2 separate regions of the Homo sapiens genome follow, and region 2 is linked to region 1. Evidence: read pairs that join two places in POLR2A ChIA-PET (ENCODE). Cell type or tissue: OCI-LY7. All regions are shown on one strand. Links, peaks and the distances in the headings refer to the core of each region. The heading gives the core; the rest is flanking DNA.

Region 1 (7,676 bases), core at 1,167-6,166:
AGGCTGGAGGTCCAGGATCCAGGCCCCCAAGGCTGCTTTCTCCCCCACTCCCCCACCCACCTTCCAGGACACGCAGACTCCACCCTCTTGCTGCCCTGTCTCAGGGCTGTCCCTCTGGGCAAGCAGGCCCCTGGCATCCCCGTGTGTCTTCTCCTCCTGTTCTTATAAGGACACCAGTCATACTGGATCTGGGCCCACCCTAGTGACCTCATTTACCTTAATCACCTCTGAAAGACCTTGTCTCAAAAACAGCCACATTCTGGGGCACTGAGGGTTAGGGCTTTAACATGGGAATTTGAGGGATGCAATTCACCCCATAAAACCCAGACCATTCCCCCAGTAAATCACTTTCACAAGAGCTCTTCTCTCAGGCTTTGCTTCTGGGGGATCCCCCTTGAGATGGATCCATCTAGCTTCCTGCTTCTCAAAGAACAGAGGGGAGAGCTCTGGTGCGAAGGGAACGGGTGGCCTCGGGGACCTGCGGATAAGCTGCTGGCACTGCCAGGGGACAGGCTGAGCTGAAAGCCAGGAGGAGGGCGGCGAGGCCCGGGGCCGGACCTCATTCTTCTGAGTGTTATAAAATCTGGCTTTGCTCAGAAACTGCCCCATGTGTGCTTTTGTTAATTGAAGTGCAAAATTTTCTCCAAGTAATAACTGGAGTCGTTTAACAATACAAATAATTTGCACCTTAATTTGGTCGATGGCACAATTGCTAATTCCTAGAGACTCAGAGGAGCAAAGTGATCACGAATTCCAAGAGTGGAAACAAATCCATTCCGCAAATTTCACCCTGGCTTCTTCCTCGCCGGCCTGGGAGCTGCCCCGAGGGTCCTGGAACCTTCAGCTGCTTCCGGGCTCAGCCGGTGTCGTGGGGAGCCAGGTCCTGTGGTGGCTCCCAGCCCCAAAGCTGACTCTGCGTGGGACAACAAACGGTTTAATTAACCTCTCAGCTTTTTCATCTGTGAAGCGGAGCTTGGGATGCTTGCCACCGGACCAGGAGGCCACGAAGACGGATGTTAGAAAACCTCTGTGCCAGTGACGAAAGACATCGAAGCTATAATACCCTGTTAGGCAAAGCAAGAAGATAACTCATACATGCAGGAGACAGTCTCCTTGTGCAGAGGGGCCTTTGGAACCGATGTATGGTGGAGCCCTGAGAAACCTGAAGCTGTGTAGAGCCTGCAGCCCCCGCCCCACGTCCCAAAGCGATGTGGCCTGGGGAGCTCTTGTCCTGCCCTTTTTGGACACCCCCCTTCTTTGAGGGCATCTTTCTTCTTAAAGGTGTTGGGGCGGGAGTAGGTGGGGGTCTAGCTTTGCTGATTTCCTTGTAAGTGCATTTTATTATTATTATTATTATTATTATTATTATTATTATTATTTTGAGACAGAAGCTCGCTCTGATGAGCGAGATTCAAAATTATTATTTTGAGACGGGGTTTCACTATGTTGGCCAGGCTGGTCTCGAACTCCTGACCTCAGGGATCCACCCACCTCGGCCTCCCAAAGTGCTGGGATTACAGGCATGAGCCACTGCGCCCAGCCAAGTGCATTGTTTTTAAAAGGGGTAAATCATCTAGTGAAACCCCATCTCTATTAAAATACAAAAATTAGCCAGGCCTGGTGGTGCACACCTGTAGTCCCAGCGACTCCAGAGTCTGAGGCAGGAGAATCGCTTGAACCTGGGAGGCGGAGGTTGCAGTGAGCTGAGATCGCGCCACTGCTCTCCAGCCTCGGTGACAGAGCGAGATTCCGTCTCAAAATAATAATAATAATAGTCTGTCTCTGTGTGTTTAATTACAAGTAACTAACTAGTTACTGTTGCAACTCATTTATTTGGGGACAGGCTCCTATCTAGTGTCCCACCACGATATTATTTGGGCCAGGAAAGACATACACAACCGATGAAAGGCTGGGAGCTGAATCTTAGTGCTAAAGATTCGCTGTGGGAAAGCACAGAGCCTAGGAGTTTGCTAAGGGCCTGGGCTCCTACAGGCAGGCACCGCTGACTGATAGCCAGAAGATTCTAGACTCCCAGGCCACCGGTTTCTTGAAGTGGCATTAACCCTGGCAGGCTCTTTGAAGTGTGTGCCCAGAGACTGGGTTGGTGGGGGGTCTGTGCAGGAGCCAGGCCACCTGTGCTCAGAGTCAGCAATGCGCGTTTCTCTGTCCGTAAGTCAGCGGTGCGGGTCTCTGTGTGACTGTGTCAGGGTGCTCTTGGGAAGAGGGGTGAGGGGCTGTGGGCCTCGAGCTGACGGGACGGGCAGGAAGGCTCACCTACCGAGGACAGCAAGTCAGAGCCAACAGGGGAGCCCTCCGGGGAAAGGGCTTTCAAGCCCTGGCACCACCAAGGTTTCAACCAAGAGACGTTGAACCAGGTTCCAGTAGACAACCCGCTGTCAGGGTGCACAGACTGTGGAAACCAGTGAGAAGTCCTCTTCCTGTACAACACGGTGGCCAGTGCATGGCTGCAGACCTCAGCCAAAAGCCCACAGCCAGGCCAGCAGTTACAGGCGGCAGCCGGTCTCTTGTCTTCCCAAGGCCCCAGCAGCTCTGTCCTTCCACACAGCCCCTGCTGACGGCCATCGTTGGTATGGACACATCAGGCCTCCAGGCTGCTGCAGGGCCTGTCCCTGGTGGCAGCTGTGACATTAGTCATCGAGGGGCTCCCCTGGCCTCCCCTGGCTGGCTGGGAGTGAGGTGACATAAATAGACTGAGCAGGTAGCTCTGCAGACCACGGGATCACCAGCGTCCCTTGTGGCCAGTGTGGCTTTAAAGTGTGTCCCAGAGGTGGCTCTTGAGGCAGTCTTGCTGGACTGTTATTAGGCACATCTGCTCCAGGGAGTGCCCATTCATTATGGCCAAATAAGCAGGCATAGGCGCCGGCCCCAGACGAGGTCTCTGGGGAACTCCAGGGGTGGGAGAGCCACCCTCTCCAGCGGCCTCAGGGCCCCGGTGCTCGGAAGCCTGGCTCCTCTGGCTTGAGCTCAGGTCTACAGCGAGCAGGGAGTCTTCCTACTGCTGCTCCAAGCTGCCTGGGCCAGCTGTGTTCGCCGAGGGGGCTGCCGGCTCACCACTGCCTGCCTTGAGTGCCAGGGTCTTTTGTGAAATAATCATGTTACTCAAGTTCAGTCCTTGAATAAATAGCACATTTTTGCATGTATTTTGTAGAGTGGCATATGCTTCAAAGTTCTAAAGGCACCGCAGGGTATCTATTCTGTGAAGCCTTCCTTCTACCCGGTCCCCGCCCGCCCATCGAGACAAGCAGCATGGCCAACCGCGGTGTGCATCCTTCTGTGCGTTAATGAGCAAATAGGCACAAGCACTGCCTACGCCTCTATGCGGAGGTGCGGGCTCACCGCTAGTGCTCTTCTGCACTTTTGCTTTTTTCAGCAAATGCCATGCGTCAGAGCTGTTTCTCCACTGCCACACAGCCCCAGCCTTTCCCGCGGCTGAGTGGCAGCCCATTGGAAGGTTCATAACTATCCATGGAAATCTAGGTTGAGTTCAGGTATTTGCAGTTAAAAACAATGCTACCACACGGTGCTCTGCAATATGCCAGTATGAGTGCATGTGTGTCTGCGATGGGGAGGGGATGGTCTCAGGGGTGCAGCTGCAGGGCTGCACCAGTATGTGTGTGTGAATATGTCAGTATGTGTGCGTGTGCATCTGTGGTGGGGAGGGGGTGGTCTCAGGGGTGCAGCTGCAGGGCTGCACCAGTATGTGTGTGTGAATATGTCAGTATGTGTGCGTGTGCATCTGTGGTGGGGAGGGGTTGGTCTCGGGTGCAGCTGCAAATTGCATTTGCATCTGAACTTGCAGTTGCATTTGCACCTGTGCTTGTATTTGTGTTTGTATTTGCATTGGGGCTGTCACCTGTATTTGCAGTAAGATGGGGTGGTCACACTCAGGTGGGTCCGCATGGGACATGTCACAGAAGCAAATCTGGCCTATACCTGGCTTGGAGGTGCTCTTTGATTCTTGACTTCGCTAAAGGGCAGTAGGTCTGCCAGTCAGGGTCCTATAAGGAAAACCAGCTGGTCTACATGTTCCAACAGAGGAGATTTAACACCAGGAATCAGCTACCGAGGTGCCAGAAGAGCAGAAGGGAGAAGCAGGCTTGGGGGAGGCCAGGGCAGGAGGGTGCTCCTGGTGACAGGAGCTGCTGCTGCCCATGGAGCCTGTGCTGCCGAGCTGTTAGAGCTGCAGCTGGCTCTGGATGTGCTGGTGAGGGGCCACCTCCAGCAGGGTAGGGACACCTGCCCTGACCCTAGGGGCCGCCTCCCGCAGGGTGGGGATGCCTGCCCTGACCAGAGGGGCTGCCCCCAGCAGGGCGAGGACACCTGCCCTGACCGGAGGGGCCGCCGATGCCAACTGGAAGCAAGAAGCATTGCCCCTCCTCCTGCGGCAGAGCTGGCTGAGGCGCCCGTAGGCACGGGAGTTCTGGAAGTGAGTGTGCAGCTTCCGGGCCCCTAGAAACAAAGCGTGGGGCTGAGAGCAGAGGTGCAAGCAATGTGCAGGGAGTGAGCCCCAGCCCGCCCTGCTGTGGCCTCAGCGTGAGGCCAGGCTGTCCTGTTGGCTCTGACCCAGCGGCATTGGGGGCCACGAGGCTGCCAGGGCTGTGCTGGCCTGAGGCTTCTACCTCTGTCTGTTGAAACTCCACCCTGCCCAGTACCACTCTCATCCCACATCCTCTGTGCTGGGGGCCCTTCCTGGTGCTGGGGCCCTCGTTCTATACGCAGTTTGCCCAACCAGGTGAGCAGGAGCTGCAGTCCTGGACTCCTATCCAGGATGCATCCCTGAGGACCAAGGGACCCTCACCAGCTGTGGCTGGAAGCCCCTCAGATGGGCTCCCCAACAGCCGCCCCCCAACAGCTGCCTGGCACCTGCAGCGGGTGTCACAGAGGGGACTTGGGACTGAGGGCTGCTTGCGTCATGTCGTCCTGGGCTGTCGGGAACCCCCTAGAGCTCCTCTCTGGGGAGAAAAAGGGGATCGGGCCCCTCTGTGACATGAACCGTGCAGGGCCAGCTCCGAGGGGCCTTGCCAGGAAAGGGGAGCAGAGCTGCCTTCCATCCCCCATGGAGAAAATCGAGACCATGCTGGCAGCCATCCGGCTGGTCAGGCTTGACCCCTGGGTGTCCCGCGGCTGTTGCACAAAGCACCACAGACGGGGGTCCAGACAACAGACATTCACTCTCTTGCGCTGCTGGAGGCCGGACCCCCGAGCTGAAGCCGTTGGCAGGGCTGGTTCCTTCCGGGGCTGGGGGACTGCGTCTGCCCCGGCCTCTCTCTGCGCCTCTGGGACCCTTGGCATTCCCTGGCTGGTGGAAGCGTCATCCCGGTCCCTGTCTCCCTCTTCACACGCGTTCTCCAGCACCTGTCTGTGCTCAAATCTCCCCTTCTCGGAAGGACAGTGGTCATTGGATTAGGGGCCCAGCCTACTCCAGCATGGCCTCCTTTTAACCAATTCCATCTGCAAAAAGCTATTTCCAAATGAGTCACATTCTGAGGTACTGGGGGTCAGGACTTCGACATAGAAATGGGGGAGTGGAATGGAGACAGACGTAATTCAACCCGTAACAATCCCCTCATAAGCAAAGAACTTCTCCAAACGGAAATAAAGAAGTCTCAGTGGCCCGTTACATTAAATCGGAGACTAGGCCCCAAGAGGCCCAAGCGAATGGTGCCAGGCAGTCCTCGCAAGTGATCTCACCCCAGCTTGAGTTGCAGAGGTAAGCGAAACTGAGCTATTTCTTGTAAATGCCTGCATTAAAGAGAAACAGAACTTAAGCTCCACCAATCAGAGGCAGCCAACAAACTTACATAACCAGGGACTTTCCAATGGGACGGACCCAATAAAGAAACTGCGTACATGCGGCCAATCAGATACTTTCTCTGCTTCACCTTAGGCAACTGCTGTACCTACGACCAATCAGATACTTTCTCTGGTGCATGTCAGGCAACTGCATGCCTGCAGCCAATCAGATACCTTCTCTGCCTGCTAGCAGCCAATCAGATACTTTCTCTGCTTTATGTGTGTCAACTGCATGCCTGTGGCCAATCAGATACCTTCTCTGGTGTACAACAGGCAATGGCGTACCTGCGACCAATCAGACCACTTTCTCTGCTTGACATCTGCGCATGTCCTAGGAGAGCTGCCCCTGTGTTCCCTTGGTGGAGCTCCTGATCCATTCTGGTGTGGGGCTGCCTGATTCATGAATGGTGGTTTGCTCAAGTCAACTCTTTAAAAAGTATATTATGCCTCAGTTTACCTTTTTAAAACATACCTCAACTTGAAAGGCAGGTCGAGAAGAGGAGTAGGGAGTTCTCAAGGATGTAAATATAAGGGAACACTAAACACCGGGAAGAAAGTTCGACCTCATTCGTCAACAAAAGAATGTACATCCGGACACTACAGTTTCCCTGTTGAACTAGTGAAATTGTATTAACTGATCATCCTCAGTGGAGCGTAAATGCAGGTAGACTTTTAGAGGATGTTGTCAACGTGAATCTGCAACCTGAAGACGTTCCTTCAATCCTGGGCTTCTATTTCTGATCCTCTAACATAAGGAAAGATCCCAAGCTATGGGAAAATATTGATGCAGAAAAAGATTCATCTCAGGGTAATTAAAAAATGTACAGAAGCAAATCCAATATAGCAAAAGGAGAGATTTGGGTATATCCATAGGAGAGAATGCCATACAATCATTACAAATTACATTGAAAAAGGATGCTAACGGCACTGGAGACCCCCATGGTTACAGTGTTGAGCAACAAACGTGAGCTAAGCTTATGCACACACACACCACACACACGCACACGTGGGGTTAAAATCAAACCCGGGAGTGAGTTTACGGAGGTATGACTGAGTGTCAACGCGAAGAGGCCATATCCCAGAAAGGAGATTTTTGTATTTACAAGAGGAGGGGCCTGCGACGCATCACAGGGCCAGGAAATGCCAGTTAGTTTGGGGAGGAGTAGGCACCAGCCTTTCTTGGGGTTTCCTTGGGAAAGGCAGGGCAGGCGGGTAGACTCAGGACTGGCTGGCATGAACAATTCTGTTGGACTTTGGGGCGTAGGGGCTGTCCCTGCTTGCCTGGCTCTGAGGTCATCTAGGGCAGGGAAAATGCTGGCTTGGTGTACCAGTGAGATGAAGCGGATGGTTGGGGTATAGACAGGACTGGCTGCTCTAGGCCAAGCCCTATCTTGGCTCTGAAATCAGCCAGCTCTGGGAGGGACAGTCTGCAAGAGTCTTTGAATGCCAGAGCATCAAGAATACAGAAAATAAGAAAATTATAGTGAATACAATTGGCCCTGTGACAAATGGATGCCAAAAAGACAAATACAGAATCTCAGAAAACCCAGCTAGAACACACACACACACACACACACACACACACACACACACACACACACACAGACATTATTTAACTATGTTTTTGAAATGCACAGAAACAGGCAATGCTGGAAGGAAACATTCCAAAATGTTGAAGGTGTTCTCTTTGTGTTGTGAATATATGGTGGGTTTTTCTCCTTCTGTTTCTTGTAATGTTCTTAATTTCCAAATTCTCTGTCAATGAATATGTATTATTTTGATAGTGAGGAAAAAAGGATTTAAACTATTTACCGGCTGCCTGGACAGGAGGCCTCAGCTGGGGCCTCCCTGAACCAAGCCGG
Region 2 (5,000 bases), core at 1-5,000, 470 kb after region 1:
AGCTACTCGGGAGGCTGAGGCAGGAGAATTGCTTGAACAATTTCAATCTATATATATATAGATTGAACCCTAGATTAAATAAAGATCAGATGCAATCAAAGATAAATTTAGAGGCTGGGCATAGTGGCTCATGCCTGTAGTCTCAGCACTTTGGGAGGCCAAGGCGGGCAGATCACCTGAGGTATGGAGTTCGAGACCAGCCTGGCCAACGTGGTGAAACCCTGTCGCTACTAAAAATACAACAAAAATTAGCTGGGTGTGGTGGTGGGCACCTGTAATCCCAGCTACTCGGGAGGCAGAGGCAGGAGAATTGCTTGAATCCAGGAGGCAGAGGTTGCAGTGAGCTGAGATCACTCTACTGCACTCCATCCTGGGTGACAGAGCAAGACTCTGTCTCTAAAAAAAAAAAAAAAAAATTATAAACCTTTATACTGTATATTTATTGTGAGCTCAAATACTTCAAAATTTGGCCAGTGTGATAGATAGGGTTTTCCAGAAAAAAAAAAACCAATAGGAAACACATATGTATGATATTTATTGATTTATTTATTTATTGGAGACAGGGTCTCACTCTGTCACCCAGGCTGGAGTGCAGTGGCTCTATCTCGGCTCACTGCATCCTTGACTTTCTCAGGCTCAGGTGATTCTCCTACTTCAGCCTCTCAAGTAGCTGGGACTACAGGTGCACAGTACCACACCTGGCTAATTTTTGTATTTTTTGTAGAGACAGGGTTTCACCATGTTGCCTAGGCTGGTCTGGAACTGTTGAGCTCAAGTAGTACACCGGCCTTGGCCTCCCAAAGTGCTGAGATTACAGGGGTGAGCCACTGTGCCTGGCTGATATTCATAATATAGATACTTATATCTATATCTAGCTCTCTATGTATCTATCTATGTTCGCTCAGTTGACACTTGTAGGGCATAGATGGGTTTGAGCTATGTGGGTCCACTTATATGTAGCTTTTTTCAACAAATATATTGAAAAATTTTTTGTAGGAATGAAATAATTTGTCAAAACTAGGATGAACCACATAGCCTAGAAATACTGAAAAATTAAGAAAATGGTATGTCATGAATGCATAAAATATATGTAGATACTAATTTTATCATTTACTACCTAAAATATACTCAAATTGATGATAAAATATTAAAATTTATAAAAACTTTTTTTGTTTTTGTTTTTGTTTTTTTTTTGACACGGAGTCTTGCTTTGTCACTCAGGCTGGAGTGCAGTAGCACGATCTTGGCTCACTCACTGCAACCTCTGCTACCCGGGCTCAAGCAGTTCTCCTGCCTCAGCCTCCCGAGTAACTCGGATTACAGGCACACGCCACCACGCCCGGCTAAGTTTTGTATTTTTAGTAGAGACAGGGTTTCACCATGTTGGCCAGGCTGGTAAATTTATTAAAACTTTTATACAGAAACAGAGACCACACATGGCAGCATTCACAGTTGAGAGAAACGTAAATGTAAAGATGCAGTATTCAATCACAACTGCATAAAACTAATGTTAGCACATACCTCACTACTGGAATCTTTCACAACCACCTCCTGTTGCTACTGTGGTGAGCTCAAGTGCTCTAAGTATCTACTTAAAATGCCGTGTGACACGAGACATTTCCTCGTGAGCAGTTAAGTCGCTCCAAATTGCATATTGCAGTAACAAGTAGAGGCTGGGTCCAGATGTGGTGGCTCATGCCTGTAATTTCTGCACTTTAGGAGGCTGAGGCAGGAGGATTGCTTGAGCCCTGGAGTTTGAGACCAGATTGGGCAATAGTGAGACTCTGCCTCTTTATAAAATAAAAAAAAAAAAAAAAAAAATTAGGCCAGGCGCCGTGGCCCACACCTGTAATCCCAGAACTTTGGGAGGCCAAGGTGGGCGGATCACCTGAGGTTGGGAGTTCTAGACCAGCCTGACCAACACGGAGAAACCCCGTCTCTACTAAAAATACAAAATTAGCCGGGCATGGTGGTGCTTGCCTGTAATCCCAGCTACTCGGGAGGCTGAGGCAGGAGAATCACTTGAACTCAGAAGGCAGAGGTTGCAGTGACTCGAGATTGCGCCATTGCACTCCAGCCTGGGCAACAAGAGTGAAACTCCGTCTAAAAATAAAATCAAATCAAATAAAAAGTAGTGGTGGGGCATGAAGGCTCACCTGTTGGAAGCTGGGCCCTCTGTGGGCTTGTCCAGCAGGAGCAGGAGCCGTTCAGGAAACACATCCTACCAGTGAATGAACACCCTTGTTTCTCTTCCCTTTCTGCTCACCAGGCTTTCAGTGGGCTGGGGCTATTGGCTATCCCCGGCCAGGAGGCTGCTGGTTTATAAAAAGTTAAGACTTACTAAAACTACACATATAGACACTTACAGACCACACATGATACCATTAGCATTAAAAAGAAATGTAAACAAATGTAAAGCTCGGCGGGCAATGACCCAAAGGCTGAGAAGCACAGCCTGCAGGGGCTCCCCGCTCCTCCCCAAAAGGCTGGGAATATATCTGGGGGCACAGGCCTTACGCTGGCAAAGTGGTGGGCAAACTGGCAGTGTTTGCTAGCAAAGCCCATGGAACATCTAGAAACATCATTGAAATGAATTCAAGAATTCAGCAAAACTGCTGGACGTGTGAACAATTTACAAAAGTCAATTGTATTTCTAGACACCAACAACAAACACAAAATTTTAAAAGGATCCCATGTACACTAGCAAAATCGCCTATTTTTTTGCTAAAAATAAAATTTAAAATTTTGTGCATACGCTTTCTGAATAAGATGATAATATTTTATTGTAAGACATTAATAAATCAAGAGGAAAAGGTGCTCCTAAATATTGTAAACGTGAATGTTCTTAAAAAAAATCTAGGCTGGGCACGGTGGCTCATGCCTGTAATCCCAGCACTTTGGGAGGCCAAGGCGGTGGGATTGCCTGACGTCAGGAGTTCGAGACCAGCCTGGCCAACATGGCAAAACCCTGTCTCTACTAAAAATACAAAAATTAGCTGGGCTTGGTGGCACATGCCTGTAGTCCCAGCTACTCGGGAGGCTGAGACAGGAGAATCGCCTGAACCCAGCAGGTGGAGGTTGCAGTGAGCCGAGATGATGCCACTGTACTCCAGCCTGGGTGACAGAGCAAGACTGTCTCAAAAAAAAAAAAAAAAAAAATCTATGCTGAGGTGGGAGGATTGCCTGAAGCTGGGGATTTGGCACTAGCCTGGGCAACAGAACAAGACCCCCGTCTCTACAAAAAACTTAAAAGTTAATGGGTCATGGTCATGTACACCTGTAGTCCCAGCCACTCAGGAGACCAAGATGGGACAATCCACTTGAGCCGAGGAGGTCAAGGCTGCAGTGAGCTGTGATTGTATTACTGTACTCCAGCCTGGGGAACAGCCTGGGGACAGATTTAATATATATAAAATACATTCAATTACATTCTAATCAATATCCTAGCAGGGATTTTGGGGGAAATTGATAACCTAATTTATATCTATCTATCTATATATTTTTTTTTGATGGAGTTTTGCGCTTTTTGCCCAGGCTGGAGTGCAATGGTGCGATCTCAGCTCACTGCAACCTCTGCCTCCTGGGTTCAGTGGTTCTCCTGCCTCAGCCTCCAGAGTAGCTGGGATTACAGGCACGTGCCACCATGCCCGGCTAATTTTGTATTTTTAGTAGAGATGGGGTTTCACCATGTTGGCCAGGCTGGTCTCGAACTCCTGACCTTAGGTGGTCTGCCTGCCTCGGCTTCCCAAAGTGCTAGGATTACAGGCATGAGCCACCGTGCCAGGCCCTAATTATAACATTTATATGGAAGTAATAAAGGGCTATGAATACCCAAGGCTTTCTTGGAGGAGGAAGAAGAGAGGAGGAGAAGGGGGAAAATGTGAGGAAAAAAGGGTGAAGACTTGCCCTAGAAGTTATTACATCTTAATACGCTGCTAGGGTGATTAGGTCTGTGTGGTATTTATTCATGGAGAGACAATTTGACAGTAGAATATAACAGTTCAATGAGAGACCCACACCTATTTAGAAACATAATATGTGTCCAGATGCGTTGGTTCACGCCTGTAATCCCAGCAATTTGGGAAGCCAAGGCGGGCGGATCACTTGAAGTCAGGCATTCGAGACCAGCCTGGCCAACATGGTGAAACCCCGTCTCTATCAAAAATACAAAAATTAGCTGGGTGTGGTGGCATGTGCCTATAATCCCAGCTACTTGGGAGGCTGAGGCAGGAGAATCACTTGAAGCTCAGAGAGGGAGGTTGCAGTGAGCTGGATTGCACCATTGCACTTCAGACTGGGGGACACAGTGAGACTCTGTCGGAAAAAAACAAACAAAAAAGACATAATAACAAGTGATGGTGAGGATGTGGAGAAACTGGAACCACAATGTAGTGCTGGTGGGACTATAAAGTGCTGTAGCCACTTTGTGAATCAGCTTGGCGGTCCCTGAAAAGGACTTTTTTTTTTTTGAGGTGGAGTCTGGCTCTGTTGCCCAGGCTGGAGTGCAATGGCGTGATCTCGGCTCACTGCAACCTCTGCCTCCCGGGTTCAAGTGATTCTCCTGCCTCAGCCTCCTGAGTAGCTGGGATTACAGGTACGCAACACCACGACCAGCTAATTTTTGTATTTTTAGTAGAAGTGGGGTTTCACAATGTTGGTCAGGCTGATTTCGAACTCCTGACCTTGTGATCCACCCACCTCGGCCTCCCAAAGTGCTGGGATTACAGGTGTGATCCATCACCCAGGCTGGAGTGCAGTGGCGCAATCTCAGCTCATTGCAACCTCTACCTCCCAGGTTCAATCCACCACACCTGGCCAGTTCCTGAAAAGTTTAAATGTTACCATATGACTCAACAATTCCATTCCCAGTGGAATGTTCACAACACCATTATTCATTATAGCCAAAAGGTGGGAAATCCCAAACTGCCTATCAACCAATGAGCAGATAAACAAAATGTGATATATGTGATATATGCATTCAGTGGAATATTATTCGGCCA

Evidence for each region. Peaks named below come from ENCODE experiments on the same cell type or tissue, not always from the same donor. Only the 100,000 strongest peaks of a DNase experiment are listed, where the experiment ranks them.
Region 2: POLR2A ChIA-PET joins it to region 1 with 7 read pairs; 2 of 35 experiments call an interaction of 5 or more read pairs at or near these places.

The regions. Positions count from the first base shown.
Region 1 is chr21:43,351,071-43,358,746 of GRCh38, reverse strand. It overlaps LINC01679 (long intergenic non-protein coding RNA 1679), which reads left to right. Exons shown (of 2, transcript NR_131902.1): 2 at 1-692. Among named protein-coding and RNA genes, the nearest start is that of LINC01679, 7.4 kb to the left of the region's middle. RefSeq lists enhancers at 2,416-2,585, 2,806-2,855, 4,946-5,185, 5,356-5,445, 5,586-5,885 and a silencer at 4,206-4,535. In OCI-LY7, for the core only: a CTCF peak has its summit at 2,745; DNase peaks (open chromatin) are centred at 2,726, 3,836, 4,576, 5,856 and 1 weaker place; H3K4me3 peaks cover 3,032 bases; H3K27ac peaks cover 4,052 bases.
Region 2 is chr21:42,884,116-42,889,115 of GRCh38, reverse strand. It overlaps LOC105372817 (a long non-coding RNA gene), which reads right to left. Exons shown (of 4, transcript XR_937765.3): 3 at 2,157-2,315; 4 at 1,384-1,748. It also overlaps a transcript of WDR4 not described here. Among named protein-coding and RNA genes, the nearest start is that of NDUFV3, 6.7 kb to the left of the region's middle. In OCI-LY7, for the core only: no CTCF peak of the experiment used is centred there; no DNase peak of the experiment used is centred there.